Linked DNA regions of Homo sapiens: region 2 is linked to region 1. Evidence: read pairs that join two places in POLR2A ChIA-PET (ENCODE). Cell type or tissue: PC-9. All regions are shown on one strand. Each heading gives the region's core, and the rest is flanking DNA. Links, peaks and the distances in the headings are about the cores only.

Region 1 (8,011 bases), core at 1,142-6,141:
ACGGATTAATGTCCTTATGCTGAGAGTGGGTTTCTTATAAAAGCAAGTTTGGGGTAGGTGCGGTGGCTCAGGCCTATAATCCTAGCACTTTGGGGGGCTGAGGCGGGTGAATCACCTGAGGTCGTGAGTTCAAGACCAGCCTGGCCAACATGGCAAAACGCTGTCTCTACTAAAGATACAAAAAAATTAGCTGGGGGTGGTGGTGGGCGCCTGTAATCCCAGCTACCCAGGAGGCTAAGGCAGGAGAATTTCTTGAACCTGGAAGGCGGAGGTTGCAGTGAGCCAAGATCACGCCACTGTACTCCAGCCTGGGTGACAGAGTCAGACTCCATCTCAAACAAACAAACAAACAAACAAAAAAAGAAGTGTGGGCTCCTGGGCTCCCTCTTGCCTTGTGATGCCATCGGCCATGCTATGACTCAGCAAGAAGGCCCTCACCAGATATGGCCCCTTGATTTTGGACTTCCCAGCCTCTAGAACCGTGAGCCAAATAAACTTCTTGTTTATAAATGATGCGCTCTGTGGTTTTCTGTTATAGCAGCACAGAATGGACTAAAACAGCATCTATGTCCAAACTGCCCTCTTAAGGACACTGGTCATAGTGGGTTAAAGCCCACCCTAACGGCTTCATCTTAACTTGAATATATTTGCAAAGACACAATTTCCAATAAGGCCACATGCATAAGTAACCAGGGGTGACAATGACATTATATGTTTTGGGGGGACACAGTTTAGCTCACAGCAGCCATTTGGAACTGGGATTAAGAGCATAGGCTATGGCCAGGTGCAGTAGCTCACACCTGCAGTCCCAGCACTTTGGGAGGCCAAGGTGGGAGAACTGCTTGAGCCCAGGAATTTGAGACCAGCTTGGGCAACATAGGGAGACCACATTTCTACAAAGAAGAAAAAAAACCCACATTAAATTAGCTGGGCATGGTGGCACATGCCTGTAGTCCCAGCTCCTCAGGAGGCTGAGCTGGGAGGATCACTTAAGCCCAGGAGGTCAAGTCTGCAGTGAGCTGTGATTCCACCACTGCACCCGAGCCTGGGTGACAGCGAGATCTTCTTTCAAAAAAAAAAAAAACAACAAAAAACCAAAACACACACACACACACAAAACACACAAAACCACACACACACACACACACACACACACACACACACACACAACCAAAAAACGAGCATAGGATTTGGTATTAGACTGTTTCGAAGGCCTCAAATTTGGTGTGGTATGAACTTGGCCAAATTAGTTAACATTTCTGGGATAATAAAGACTACCTCATGATAACGTGTGAAGATTAAAAAAGATCATGTGTCCAAAGCACTTGGCTGAGTGCCTGGCAGGAAGAAGCACTTGGTGGTTGGTAGGTCTCCTCCCCTTATTTTTCTTTGCATTACTGTTATTTGCAGTAGTAGTAATGATTAATAGTCTGTGGTCTAAGCAGGCCTCATCATGAGGGTGAGATTTCAGCAGGACTTGAAGGAGGCAGGGGAGCTGGCCCAGCTGGTATCTGGAGAAAATATTCCAGGGAGAGGAAACAGCTGTAACAAAGCTTCCAGATCCTTCTTACATTGCTCTGCTTTAAGATTTTTTTCTTTTTCCTTTCTTCCCCCACACTAGAACGCAAGCTCCTGAGCACGGGAGTTTACTGCCTCCTAGATGAGTCCTAAGCCCCCAGAACAGTGCCTGGTGTGGAGCAGGGCACTCTGTGCACAGTGTAACAGTTGTTATATAAATCAGTATTGAAGCCCAGAGGGACTGGGGAGGAAACATCTCTTTTGTGAAGTTCTAAAAAGTCATGAGATGATGTGGACCATGAGCCTCATGAGAGCCCCCTCATTGCAGGCCAGGTGGCTGGTGCCTGTATTTGAAAGACTCCTCTGAACCAGGGGTACCACCTTCTCCTCTTTCCACTGGACACTTCTGATTAGGACTTATCCCAGGGGCTGGTCCTAAAGCAGTACTTAATTAAATTAAATCAAATTATGTATTTATTTATTTAGAGACGGAATCTTGCTCTGTTGCCCAGGCTGGAGTGCAGTGGCAAGATCTCGACTCACTGCAACCTCTGCCTCCCAGGTTCAAATGATTCTCCTGCATCAGCCTCAGCCTCCCTAGTAGCTCGGATTACAGGTGTGTGCCACCATGCCCAGCTAATTTTTGTATTTTTAGTAGAGACAGTGTTTCACCATGTTGGCCAGGCTGGTCCCAAACTCCTGACCTCAAATGTTCGCCTGCCTCGGCCTCCCAAAGTGTTGGGATTACAGGCGTTAGCCACCACGCCCAGCCTTTTTTTTTTTTTTTTTTTTAAAGACAGGATCTTGCTCTGTCACCCAGACTGGAGTGCCGTGGCGCCATCTCGGCTCACTGCAGCACTGATCTTCTTGGGCTCAACTGATCCTCCCACCTCCGACTCCGGCGTGGCTGGGACCACAGGCACATATCACTACGCCAGTTAATTTTTTATTTTTGTAGAGATGGGTCTCACTGTGTTGTCTAGGCTGGTCTTGAACTCCTGGCTTGAAATGATCCTCCTCCCTTGGTCTCCCAAAGTGCTGGGATTAGAGGTATGAGTCACAGCATCTGGCCCCTAAAACAGTAAAAATCAGGGAATCGTGGGTCTGGATTTCAAGAGGCTCAGGAATGAGCTCATCAAATCTCTCCCTCAGTGGAGGTGAGGGGCAGTCTTTTGTACTTCTGGCTCCTGGAGCCAGCCTTGTTTTTCTTTCTGAGCAGGCACTGGGACACTTTCCTCCGTTCTCCTAAAAGGCAAGAGGAGCTCTCTCCACACATGGCTAAGTCGTATTCTTTGTGCGCGGTTGGTCTGCGCACTTGGCCACCTCTGGATTTGTCTGTAACACTGCAGATTATGTGGCATCTCTCTAACTTAATAGTCAACTGGCAATCTAGAGGGAAAAACTTTGTGGGATGGGGACGCTGCACCAGCGCCACGATCCACATAGACGTGCTGGCTTTCACCAGCCACTGTCCAGACTCTGAACAGACATCAGTTGAGCACCTGCCACATGCCGGATCCTTGCCAGAGCTCAGAGCATCGAGATGAACAGGTCACCCTCCTCAAAGGACTCAGGGGACCACTGTGTCAACAACAACTGCTACTAACATTTACATGGTCCTTTAGAGCCTGCAAAGTGCTGTTGCCTATAAACAACTTGCCAGGTGAGAAAAACCAGTCTAAACAAGGTAAGGGATTGCACAACAGCTTCCTGGCAGTGACAGCAGTGCCGGGCAGCAAACCCTCCTCTGACTGCAGATGCCAGCCGCTTTCAACCACTGCTCTCCGCTGGCCAGGAGGGAGTGAGGGTAGGGTAGGGACGGTGACTTACAACAAATACAGCTGTGTGTGTGGCGGGTCTTGTGCAGCACAGAGGGAGGGGGCATCTGTTTGCTGGGGAGGGAGAGTCACAGCAGAAGTCATATTTGATTCAGATCTTGAGAGATGAGCAGAATTGCTCTAGATGGAGAATCTGGAGATATGGTGCAGGCAGGCAGGTGTGGAAGCTGGGGACCCTTCTGGAGTGCAGGGAAGTGCATCAGTGTGGGCAGAGGCCAGTGAGGGCCTCCATCTCCCAGCTCAGGAGATAAGGCTGGATTCTCTAGGCAGCGAGGGTTTCCCAGCACTGAAGTGATTCGATTTTTGGTTTAAAAATGCAGCCAGGCATAGTGGCCATAATTCGGAAGGGACACCTCTTAGGGCTTACAACTCGAATGCATTCAAAGCTGTTGGAAATGCTGCCCTCTTAGGAGATCTTTTCAAAGGGGTGGGGAGGAGGATTTAAAAATGCACAGAAAACGAGGTGGTTTCCAGCTTTTCTGCTTTGTGTGTGCAGGAGCAGAGGTGAAGGAGGCTGTGTTGGAAACAGGAGTGAGGTGCCCAGGGGCAGGGCTGTAGACAGAGGTGAGGGCTCCTCGACTGCCACCCTCTCCCCTTGCCTGGCGGGTAAGTGAGGCCACTGTGGGAGCTTTGCTCCTCCTTCCTGGGCCTTCGCGCCTGAGCCCCGCAGACTCCATCGCACGCTCCGTGTCTCCTCTGCTCTCTGCAGCTCAGGCAAGTCGGCCACAAGTGCAGGGCCCGGCTCCGGCCACTTCTTCCCCATTGGCCCAAAGGGCACAGGTGAGGACGGGGACAGCAGGAAAGGAAGGAAGCTGATCTGAGAGCAGCGTCAGCCCGGCTGAGAGCCCACTGCTGTGTGCCAGGGGCAGCTCCCATCCAAAGCCTTTCGCCCTCCAATGCCTGTGAGGCCCAGGAGGTGGCTTGAATGAGTGAGCTAGGGGGCCTGGGTGCAGGCAGAGGAGCAGGGCCTGGCCCATCGCAGTCCCCTCTCCCCACCCCAAGCTGTGACAACCGAAGATGTTTCCACATTGCCAAATGCCCCCCTGGGGAACAGAATCTCCCCTGGCCGCGAAGACCGTCCGCTTCCCTGAGTTTAGAAGACTAAACCTTCCTAAGAAATGTTCTAAGAAATTCTATCAGTTCAATACATTTACATCATAAACTCTTCTTAGAGATTAGAATGCGAAACAGAACCAACATCCTTGATTTGTGACATGCACCTGCCCTTATCCACCACCCAGGTGACATTCAGGACAATCCTCTCAAGTGCCCTCAGCTCCGCCTCAAGGCGGGGGTGGGACAGCACAGGCAGCCAGCGCCCACGGGGTCCCTCTGAGCCTCACCATGACGAGGTCAGGGCAGACACCTGGGGGTCACCCAGCAAGGGTTTCTCTATCTAGAACCACTTAAGACTTATTCCCTTCAAATCTCTCCTTCAATACATATTTACCAATGTGTGGCCTTTAACTAGACTTGGCCTCATTCAGGGCCACTTTCCCTTATTCCTACAAAGGCACTGAGCAGGAGCAGCACGCTCACCACAGCCACGCCTTCACCATTTGCTAGGAACAAATGCCAACCCTTCGCTGGAAGAGGGTACCAGGCCTTTGTTAGTTGTAGCCTGACAACAGGAAGAGGCTGCTCCAAGGCCAAGCCTCAGTGAGAGGCCTGTTGTGAGCCGTGCCGTGCCTGGCACAACTCAGGAGCCTGGAACAAGCATGCCTGAGGGAGACCAAGCTCTGCTGAACGAGCCTCGCGGGAATAGGAATAGGAATCGCGAGTACCTTTCTACATGCCCCGAAACCCTTTTCTAAAGCAAAAATATGCTATGTCACCTACACACCTAGATATATGCCACATCATCTATATAACTATACACGTGGTGACCTATAGTTATGTGTTGCTTACCCATGAGAATGCATTGAGAAATGTGTTGTTAGGTGATTTCATCTTTTCTTTTTTGAGCTGGAGTCTCGCTCTGTCACCCAGGCTGGAGTGCAGTGGTGCGATCTAGGCTCACTGCAACCTCCTTCTCCTGGGTTCAAGTGATTCTCCTGCCTCAGCCTCCCGAGTAGCTGGGATTACAGGTGCCCGCCGCCACGCCTGGCTAAGTTTTGTATTTTTAGTAGAGACGGGGTTTTGCCATGTTGGCCAGGCTGGTCTCGAACTCCTGACCTCAGATGATCCACCTGCCGCGGCCTCCCAAAGTGCTGGGATTACAGGTGTGAGCCACTGCGCCTGGCCTAGGTGATTTCATCTTTGTGTGAACATCATAGAGTGTACTTACACAATCCTAGATGGTGCAGCCCACTACATGCCTGGGTTATAGGTATGGCCTATGGCTCCTAGGCTACCAAACTGTACAGCATGTTACTGTAGACAACTGTAACACAATGGTATTTGTGCATGTAAACATAGAAAAGGTACAGCAAAATGCTGCTGTGATACTCTCATGGGGCCACTGTGATATATGCAGTCTGTCCTTGACTGAAGCATCTGTACATGGCCCACGACTGTACCTATATATGTGCCACGTCACCTGTATGTAGATATGTACTCTGCAGACACTCATGTGTTGGGTACACAAACAAGGAGCAGATTGATAAATTCTCTGAGTTTCAAAATTGTGTTGTTTTGGCAGCTTTGTGACTTTTTCCTTTCTCCCAAATATTACCATTAGCTTAAATCACAACCACTATTGTTTCTATGGGGAAAACATACACATTTGCTCTCCCTCTCATATTTGGACTACTAGGAAATGAAAAACTTGATACCTTAGCACCCATGCAAAAAACCTGTGTGGCAATTTTAAATTAAATATATTCATACTCAGCCAGGCACGGTGGCTCACGCCTGTAATCCCAGCACTCTGGTAGGCTGAGGCAGGTGGATCGCCTGAAGTCAGAAATTTGAGATCAGCCTGGCCAACGTGGTGAAACCCCGTATCTACTAAAAATACACACACACACAAAAATTAGCTGGGCGTGGTGGTGCATGCCTGTGATCCCAGCTGCTTGGGAGTCTGAGGCAGAAGAATCGCTTGAACCCAGGAGGTGGAGGTTGCAGTGAGCAGAGATCACGCCACTGCACTTCAGCCTGGGCGACAGAGCAAGACTCTGTCTCAAAAAAATAAATAAAATAAAATAAAATAAAAATAATAAATACATATATTCATACTTAATAGTGGAGAGAGAGAGTTTATGAATTAAACCCTGACTTTTTTTCCTGATACCGGAAAAGAGATGAAATTCATGTACTTCTTTATTTGGGGAGAAATAGCTAAGTGGAAAACTGCATGTAGAATTTTAATCGATAGGTGTTGAAATATAAGGCATTTTAAATAACTTCTTTAACAAAATGGTAGATAGTAGGATCTATTTTAATTTTTCAATCTGAAAAAAAAAAACCCAAAACAAAAAAAAAACAAACTATCCTCATATATATATATACAGTGTCAACATTTTCAGAGCACTTACATTAGGAAACATTGTTTCTCTTCAACTGTATGACAATACTGTATATGCCACAATAAAATTTACAAAAACAATCGCATCAGCAGTCATAACAAACATCATGATTTTACATTTCAATACACAAGAAAAAAAATAGACATCTTCCCGGCACTTGGCTCCCGCCTGACGGCAACGTCTCCTCCACACTTTGAGAGACCTCAGCTTTTAAAACCCAGCAGCGGCTATTTCAGAAGTCATGTCCTTTCCAGATCCAAACTTAAATAATGAGAAATTTGCCATTTCAAAATAACTGAGAGTTTATTCATGGATGTGGTGAAGTTTACTCCACCAAAAGATGTGTAAAAAAATTGCATGAAAGTAAAAATAAATAAAGCTGTTGTAAAGCAGCCTCGTTGACACGGTAGCCCAGAACAAAACACTTACGTGTAAAAGTGTCATTACAATTTTAAAGTAATTATTTATATTCAAATTACAACTTTTTGACAAATCTAAAGAAAACAAACTGATTTGGTAAAAGGTTCAAAGACTTCCACATTCAAGCTCGGTGTTGTTTCACACGCGTGCGCCCCGGCTGCGGCGGTGACATATTGCTGTATTCGGACATAAGGCACTGTGATCTGAACATACCGTGCACTCACCTTATGCCACATCACCTGTTCCATACCAGTGAATTCTTTGAAATGAAAAATAATGAAAACTTCAGGACACAGTGCACTTTAATGACATACAGCATTTAAAATCCTTCAGACAAAGGTCTGAAAACAGTCTTTTAATGCAAGCCTGAATCTTCAAGCACATAAAATCTTTCTTTTTTAAGCTTAATTTCAACATCACTGGAAGAAATACCTATTGTTAAACCCTGATATACATTCTTAACCACTTGCAGCCAGTGTTCATGAGGCAAAACGTGACCCAGAGACTTTGTTCAAGTTCTCCTCCTAGGGCGTCTACATTCACGGCGGTCACTCCGTTTCTGTCTCCTTTTGTTTGGCACCTGTCAGTGGATGGAAGATGAAAGTTTCAAAGCTCATGGTAACAGCAGGGTTCTCTACCCCAGGGGTTTCTACCTGTGTCTGGCAGTGCCTTAGGAGGATGATCCAGAGGCTTCGGAGGAGGGCGATGTGGGAAGGAGCAGGTGGCCCAAGCTCCCATCTCCCACCCAATCGTTCGGGCAGCTTGGAT
Region 2 (8,011 bases), core at 1,831-6,830, 88 kb after region 1:
TGTATGAGGATTCAAGTTTCTCCTGTACTGTTTAGTTTTGCAAGATGTTACCACTGCGGGGAACTAGGTAAAGGGTGCACAGGATCTCTCTGCATTATTTCTTACAACTATATGTGAATATACAATTATCTCAAAATAAAAAGTTTAATTTTTAAAAAAAGTTTTTTAAAAAAACTTGGAGTGAGCCAAGGTACACAGGAAGTATCTCTCGTTCTAAGTCTATGCTTTTGTCTCTTGCAATAATTTAAAAAAATTCTTACCGGTGTTTATGATAAGCACCATCAATTTCACCTGTAATCGTGAGGGGTTGTTTTTTGGGAGGCAGAAATGGGCAACAAATGGCAGTATGTACGTCAGGAGGACCGCAAAAGTGGTTCACAGACTGAAAAGACCTATAAACCATCACTACAGAAGTTGGTAGAGAGTAGAAATTCTAACAATTAATGTTTTATGCAACTCCACTTGATAATGAATGGGTGTACAGGAGTAGCCTAAAATAAAAATGTTTTTATGTAATATGCTAGTGGGATTGAATTTATTTCTACAGGTTTTTTACTTAGTAAGAAATCTTATGTTTTCTTCCTTAGAAAGGAGGCTACTCATGGAACAACAGAAAAAGTCATGAGGTTTTTTTTTTTTTTTTATAACACACTAAGTCAATTTCAGGAATTTGAGGGCTTTTACAGTTTAGGTATGTACATTAATGTGCACAGGGTCAAAAGACAGACGAATTTGTCAGCACACAGAACTTGAAGCTGGTGGTCGTCGTTGCCCTTTTATGGCAATGTTTTCTTAAAGTCTCAACAGACTTATGCCAGACTTAATTTTAGCTGTTTCAGGCAGGCAGGGAAAGCCGGGAGAAGAGGCGAAGGGAGGGGAAGGGCGTGGGCAATGTCATGCAAGCAAAGGGAAGGGGCGTGCACTTGTGACACCGACTCCTCTCTCAGTCCATCAGCATCAGGGATGTTTGATGTAGCAAAAACAGACCAAATCCACCACCCAAACCCTCCTGATAATCCAGACCGATCTCCCCAGGGAGAACAAAATGGGCCAACCATGGCAGGGAGGAACTGGGTTCTGCTAACAGCCTGGCACAGTTCCACCACAGGGAACATTTCCATTTATATCACATCAGCCAGTCTGAGGTTACTGGACTCTAGTGTGGTGGGAGGGAACAGAGGGACCCAAGTTGGACTTTATGGAGAGAATGCCTGAGAAACATGGAGCCATCACAAGTGTGACTTCTTGGTTGGTAAAAAATGCTAAATTATTATCCCGGCATGGTGGCTCATGCCTGTAATCCCAGCACTTTGGGAGGCCGAGGCGGGCGGATCACAAGGTCAGGAGATCGAGACCATCCTGGCCAACATGGTGAAAACCCCGTCTCTACTAAAAATACAAAAATTAGCCGGGCATGGTTGCGCACACCTGTAGTCCCAGCTACTCGGGAGGCTGAGGCAGGAGAATCGCTTGAACCCAGGAGGCGGAACTTGGAGTGAGCCAAGATTGCACCACTGCACTCCAGCTTGGCGACAGAGTGAGACTCTGTCTCAAAAAAAAAAGCTAAATTATTAAGTTGTGTCTTACATAATTGTGCCCAGGTGCAGCAAAACACTGTATTTTGAATGACTATCAGAAGGGAAAACTTCAGCCTGAAAACTTAATCATAAAACAATTGCCAAAAAAGCACTCCTTTACGCACAGAGGTCGGATATGAGTTTGCTCTGCCTCTTAAAAGAAGTCTTAAATAGCTCCTGCAAGAAATAAATCAACCTCAAATACTGGGTAAGGAGCTCCTGAATAATTTAGCATACAGAACTCTTAGTTTCTGTGCATCCTGCTGTCTTCCTTGAGCTCCACTCTGCTCTGCAAGGGCGTCCTCCAAAGAGTAAAGAACGACGTGAAACCCCCTGGATGCTGGACAGGAGCTGCACATGCACTCTGCTCCCGTTCCCACTGGGCATTCTCCAGGCAGCTCCAACCCACCACTGTGCCTGACATGTCCAGGTCTCAGTCCCAGCCCAGCCCTCTCCTGAGCTCCACACTGCCATCATCTCCACTGGAGTTTTCTACACCAACGCAGATGCACTTCATCTAAAACTGTGCCCCAGTCCTCTGGGTCTTGCCGTCTTGGTTTCTTTTGAGACAACCCACTTGTCTCCATCCCTGCTACACCTCCCCTGTTTCAGGCTTCCATTTTCTCAGGGTTGGCCAGCCGGGCAGCTTGAGCTCCTCCAGTCTTGCCCGCTTTCCAGTCTATTTCCTTCCGTGTAGCCAGAGTGCCTATGATGGTTAAATTTGAATCCAGTCATCTTGACTGGATTAAGGAACACCTAGACAACCGGTAAAGCATTATTTCTGGGTGTGTCCGTGCAGGAGTTTCCAGAGACTGGCATGTGGGTCAGTGGACTGAGTGGGGAAGATCTGCCTCCAGTGTGGGCGGGCGCCATCTAATTAGCTGGGGGCCTGGAGAGAACAATAAAGGTGACAGAGGATTTCCTTGCTCTTTCTCCTGGAGCTGGGACACTTTCCTCTTCCTGCTCTTGGGCATCAGAACTCCAGGCTCTCCTGCCTTGACACTGGGACTTAACAGCAGCAGCCCTCTGGTTTTCAGGCCTTTGGCCTTGGACTGAGAATTACGCCACTGGCTTCTCTAGTTCTGAGGCTTTCAGACTTGGACTGAGCCACGCTACCATTACCTGCATCCCAGGGACTCCAGCTTGGAGATGGCCTGTTGTGGGACTTCTCAGCCTCCATAATCCCATGAGGCAATTCCCCCAATAAATCCCCTCTCATCCATCTATCAGTCAGTCAATCAATCAATCAATCAATCATCTATTATCTATCTACCTACCTCCATCCGTTTCTATCATCTATCTATCACCTATTGGCTCTGTCTCTCTGAAGAACCCTGACTGATAAGAGTGACATTTTAAAAATGTAGTCTTGGCCAGGCACAGTGGCTCACATGTGTAATCCCAGCACTTTGGGAGGACGAGGCAGGTGGATCACCTGAGGTCAGGAGTTCAAGACCAGCCTGGGCAACATGGTGAAACAATGTCTCTATGAAAAAAACAAAAATTAGCCGGGTATGGGGCATGCACCTGTAATTCCAGCTACTTGGGAGGCTGAGACACAAGAATTGTTTGAACCTGGGAGGCGGAGGTTGCAGTAAACTGAGATCCTGCCACTGCACTCTTGCCTGAGTGACAGAGTGAGACTCTGTCTCAACAAAAACAAAAACAAAACAGACTTATTATTCACTAACTTAGAACCATTCAGTGGCTCTCGGCAATCTTTAGGATTTTCTTGGCAAACTCCTGAGCTGGGGGGAAGGGCCTGATCATTTATTCACCTTCTCTTGCCATGTCCCTCTGTGTACCCCACACCTAAACCTTAAGGCATTGTCCTGGAATAGACCATACACTCCCTGCTGTAAGGGTTTCTGAGCATTCTGGCCTCCTTGTTTCTTCCTCCTTTCCTTGGCCAGTTCTTACTATTTTTAAAGATTCAGATCAATCTTTCTCTGAAAGCCTTTCCCGATTCTTTTCTTTCAGTCTGCTTTTCCTCCTTCCCCCACCGCCTTCCTTCCTTCCTTCCTTCCCCGATTCACGACCTTTTCTCACAACTTGCCTGGTTAATTACTTCTCTGAACCCACATGCTTCCATATGGCATTTAACACACTGGCTTGGGATTTACTTTTCTGTTTCCTCTGAGTCCCACATTGCTCTCTGAAGGGAACGAATGACTCATCATCCTTGTATTGCCTGTGTGTGACACATAGTAGGCATTCAAAAAATATTTGAGTGAAATGAATTGTTCATTCAGACATCCATTAAAACTTGGTAGGGAAACAGTTGATTTTAGTAGCATAAATGGGTTTAGAAGTTATTTCACTCAATTTACTCATGCTTCCCTTGGACCTCATTGCTGTTTGGAAATCATTATAGTCACTTTCCCTTTAGTGTTGGAATTAACATTTTGAAGGAAAAAAAGTGACTGTGCCAAGAAATGATGGCAGGGTAGTTTTTATTGTAATAGATTCTATCTGAGGACCAAAGTTCGCTGGCAGTATGAGATCCTGGCATGGATACTGGCTGAGAGCTTTGCCAGCTCTTGCCACCACCCTACAATTTCAGCTTTTTTGTTCCCTTCTTTTTTCCTTTTTTTTTTTTTTTTTTTTTTGAGATGGAGTCTCGCTCTGTTGCCAGGCTGGAGTGCAGTGGCACGATCTCGGCTCACTGCAATCTCCACCTCCCTGGTTCAAGTGATTCCCCTGCCTCAGCCTCCCAAGTAGCTGGGACTACAGGCGCACACCACCACACCCAGCAAATTTTTTGTATTTTAGTAGAGACAAGGTTTCACCATGTTGGCCAGGCTGGTCTGAAACTCTTGACCTCAAGTGATCCACCCACCTCAGCCTCCCAAAGTGCTGGGATGACAGGCAGGAGCCACCAGAACCGGCCCTTTCTTTCTTTTTTAAGAGACTGGGTCTTGCTCTGTCACCTAGGCTGGTGCAGTGGCACAATCATAGCTCACTGTAACCTTGAACTCCTGGGCTCAAGTGATTTTCCCATCTCAGCCTCCCAAGTACCTGGGAGTGCCAGCACGTGCCACCATACCTGGCTAATGTTGCCCAGGCTGGTCTGAAACTCCAGTGCTCAAGTGATCCTCTTGCCTCAGCCTCCCAAAGCACTGGGATTATAGGCATGAGTGACATCACCTGGCCAATTTTAGTTTCTGTTAAGGGAAGACAATTGATTTTTAAAAGTAGTGTAGAAATTTGAAAAAAATCTCAAATATATATTCAACACTATGAGTATTAATTCTTGGCCACATGCAGTAGCTCGGTCTGTAATCCTAGCATGTTGGGAGGTTGAGGTGGGAGGATCACTTGAGCCCAGGAGTTTGAGACCAGCCTGGGCAACATAGGGAGACCCCATCTTTAAAAAAAAAAAAAAAAAAAAAAAGGGGCCAGGCGTGGTGGCTCACACCTATAATCCCAGCACTTTGGGAGGCCGAGGCGGGTGGATCACGAGGTCAGGAGATCGAGACCATCCTGGCTAACACGGTGAAACACTGTCTCTGCTAAAAATACAGAAAAAAAAAAAATTAGCCAGGCATGGTGGCAGGCACCTGTAGTCCCAGCTACTCAGGAGGCTGAGGCAGGAGAATGGTGTGAACATGGGAAGCAGAGCTTGCAGTGAGCCAAGATCGCGCCACTGCACTCCAGCCTGGGCGACAGAGCGAGACTCCATCTCAAACAAACAAACAACAAACAAACAAAACAAAAGGTAGCTGGGCATAGTGGCTCATGCCTGTAGTCCCAGCTAGCTACACAGGAGGCTGAGGTGGGAGGACTGCTTGACTCCACGAGTTCAAGGCTGCAGTGAGCTGTGATCACACCACTGCCCTCCAACCCGGGCAACAAACTGAGACCACCCCACTCCCCAAAAAGAAGTGTATTAATTCTGCTGATTGCTTTTAATCAATATATTTGGAGAGAAGGTTTTGTTCATTTTGACAGCTTTCTGAATAACAATTTCAGATGCTATAAATATTAGTTCCTCCCTAACATTCATGATTTCTTTAAAGATAATTTATTCCACAGTATCTTTTCAGAGAGAGTAGCAACCAATTTGTCCAGCTCAAGTCAGCTGAAAACCTGTTTCAAAGGAAGTATTGTTAAACAAAAGGTGAAGAAAATTGATTAACCCAAAAAGTCCTTTGGATTCTCTATGTTAAATTATCTTCGAATTTCCAAAATAGGAGACAATGGTAAGCTTTTGAAGACAGTCATTCATTCAGCAAATACTTACTTAATATGGGCTATGTGCCCAGAACCAGGGTAGTTGGTTAATAAAATATCTGTTGAACGAACATGTGCTAGCATGACTAGAAATTGGCATAGAAGATATGAAGAAGGAGCTCAAGGAACATGGAGAATCAGCATGATTGCCTTGCTACCCTTCAAATTCATTCGTTACAGTCTGAAATGCATACATCTCTTGCCTTTCACAAATAAATCCATTTTTTTGCCAATCAAAATATTTTATTATTAGCTTTGTGTTTAACATGAGTTATTGGGAGCGGAATATTTATATTCTCTTATAGGTTGATAACTCTTAGTATTGTCTTATAATACATTGCAAATAAAAAAATAAGTAATGCTCACCAAGTTCATCTAACCTTTCAATTCTTAATGCAGCCAAGTCACAAACTTTGAAATATGTTGTATTTATATTAGAATGCAATGTACAGAATGATATAGTGTCACAAGGCAGTCTCTGTTTTCTATTCTCTGCTCCCTCCCCTGCAACTGACCTATTCATTAACCCTTTCTAGAACAGATCACTGTTAACTGTTTTTCAGCCCCTTTAAATCCCATATTGGGTGGAAGCTCTATTCCTAAATTGGTGAAAAATTACAAACATGATTGAGACAGACTACTTCCACTTCAGTTCTGCTCTACATAACGTGATCAAAAGGAAGTACAATATTCCAGCTGAAATTAAAGGGACCCACTAATGCCTCCACCACATCTTCTACATTCTGGAGACTTCAGTGGTCTTCATTTACTATCCACAGTGTTACATAGCCACTTATGGTGGATTAGAGTGAACTGCAGACACAGAGCCAAGGAAATGGAGAAGCAGGACCTTCATACCTCATAATGCAAATCCTTTAAAGAATGATTTGTAGTGTCCCTTTTTGTTGTGTGTAATTTACCAACAATAAACGATTTCTATTCCAAGTGTACAATTTGATGAGCTAGGATGAAATCATCAGTACAATTATACGATGGAATACTATTCAGTCATAAAAAGCAATAAATTAACAGCATTTGCAATGACCTGGATAAGACTAGAGACTATTATTCCAAGTGAAGTAATTCAGGAATGGAAAACGAAACATTGTGTGTTCTCACTGATATGTGGGAGCTAAGCTATGAGGACGCAAAGGCATAAGAATGATACAATAGACTGTGGGGACTTGGAGGGAAGAGCGGAAGCGGGGCAAGGGATAAAAGACTACAAACATGGTGCAGAGTATACTGCTCGGGTGATGGATGCACCAGGATCTTACAAATCTCCACTAAATAACTTACTCATGTAAGTTCATGTAACCAAATACCACCTGTATGCCAATAACTTATGGAAAAATAAAATTTAAAAAGTAAATAAATGTTAAAGAGAAAATTAAAAAAATAAAATATAGAGAAAATTTTTTTATCACTCCAAAAGTTTGCTCATGCTCCTTTGTGGTTCACCCCTTCTTCAAGGCAACCACTGATCTACTTTTTATCACTATGTCACTATAAATATTTCCTAGAATTTTGTGTATATGGAATCATACAGTATATGTGCTTTTGCTCCTGGATTATTTCACTTAGCATAATTATTTTGCCATTCATTCATGTCGCTCAGTATACCAGTAGTTTGTTCATTTCTATTGCTAAGTAGCATCCCATTCTATGGATAGACCCCATTTTGTCTATTCATTCACCAGTTGATGGACATGTGGGATATTTTCACTTTTTGACCATTGGGAATAAAGCTGTGAACATGTGTGGTCAAGTCTTTGTAGGAACATGCTTTCATTTCTCTTGGGCAAATACCAAGGAGTAGAATGGCTGAGTCATTTGGTAGGTGTGTGTTTAATATGAGAAACCACCCATTTCACAGACTGGCTGTACCATTTTACATTTCTGCCCAAAGTGGTTGAGAGTTCCAGTTGCTTCATGTCCTCATCAATGCTTGGTATGGTCTCTTAACATTTTTTATCATTTTAGTCATTCTAGTGGGTGTATAGGTTTCTTGCTGTGAGTTTAATTTGCATTTCCTTGAGGACAATATCTTTTTGTGTTTATTGGTAATTAATGTGTTTTCTTTTGTGAAGTGACTGTACACATCTTTTGTCTATTTATTTATTAGAGTTTTTGTTCTTATTGAGTTGTATGAATATGGCAAGCAGACTCTGAGATGGCCCCCAATGCATGATCCCCACCTC

What was found. ChIA-PET counts read pairs that join two places held together with the same protein. Peaks named below come from ENCODE experiments on the same cell type or tissue, not always from the same donor. Only the 100,000 strongest peaks of a DNase experiment are listed, where the experiment ranks them.
Region 2: POLR2A ChIA-PET joins it to region 1 with 5 read pairs; 2 of 35 experiments call an interaction of 5 or more read pairs at or near these places.

The regions. Positions count from the first base shown.
Region 1 is chr7:151,549,410-151,557,420 of GRCh38, forward strand. PRKAG2 (protein kinase AMP-activated non-catalytic subunit gamma 2) reads right to left here. Exons shown (of 16, transcript NM_016203.4): 16 at 6,718-7,823. The coding sequence ends at 7,792. Among named protein-coding and RNA genes, the nearest start is that of RHEB, 34 kb to the left of the region's middle. In PC-9, for the core only: no CTCF peak of the experiment used is centred there; a DNase peak (open chromatin) is centred at 3,192.
Region 2 is chr7:151,637,081-151,645,091 of GRCh38, forward strand. The region is part of intron 4 of PRKAG2 (protein kinase AMP-activated non-catalytic subunit gamma 2); the gene reads right to left. Among named protein-coding and RNA genes, the nearest start is that of RHEB, 120 kb to the left of the region's middle. In PC-9, for the core only: no CTCF peak of the experiment used is centred there; no DNase peak of the experiment used is centred there.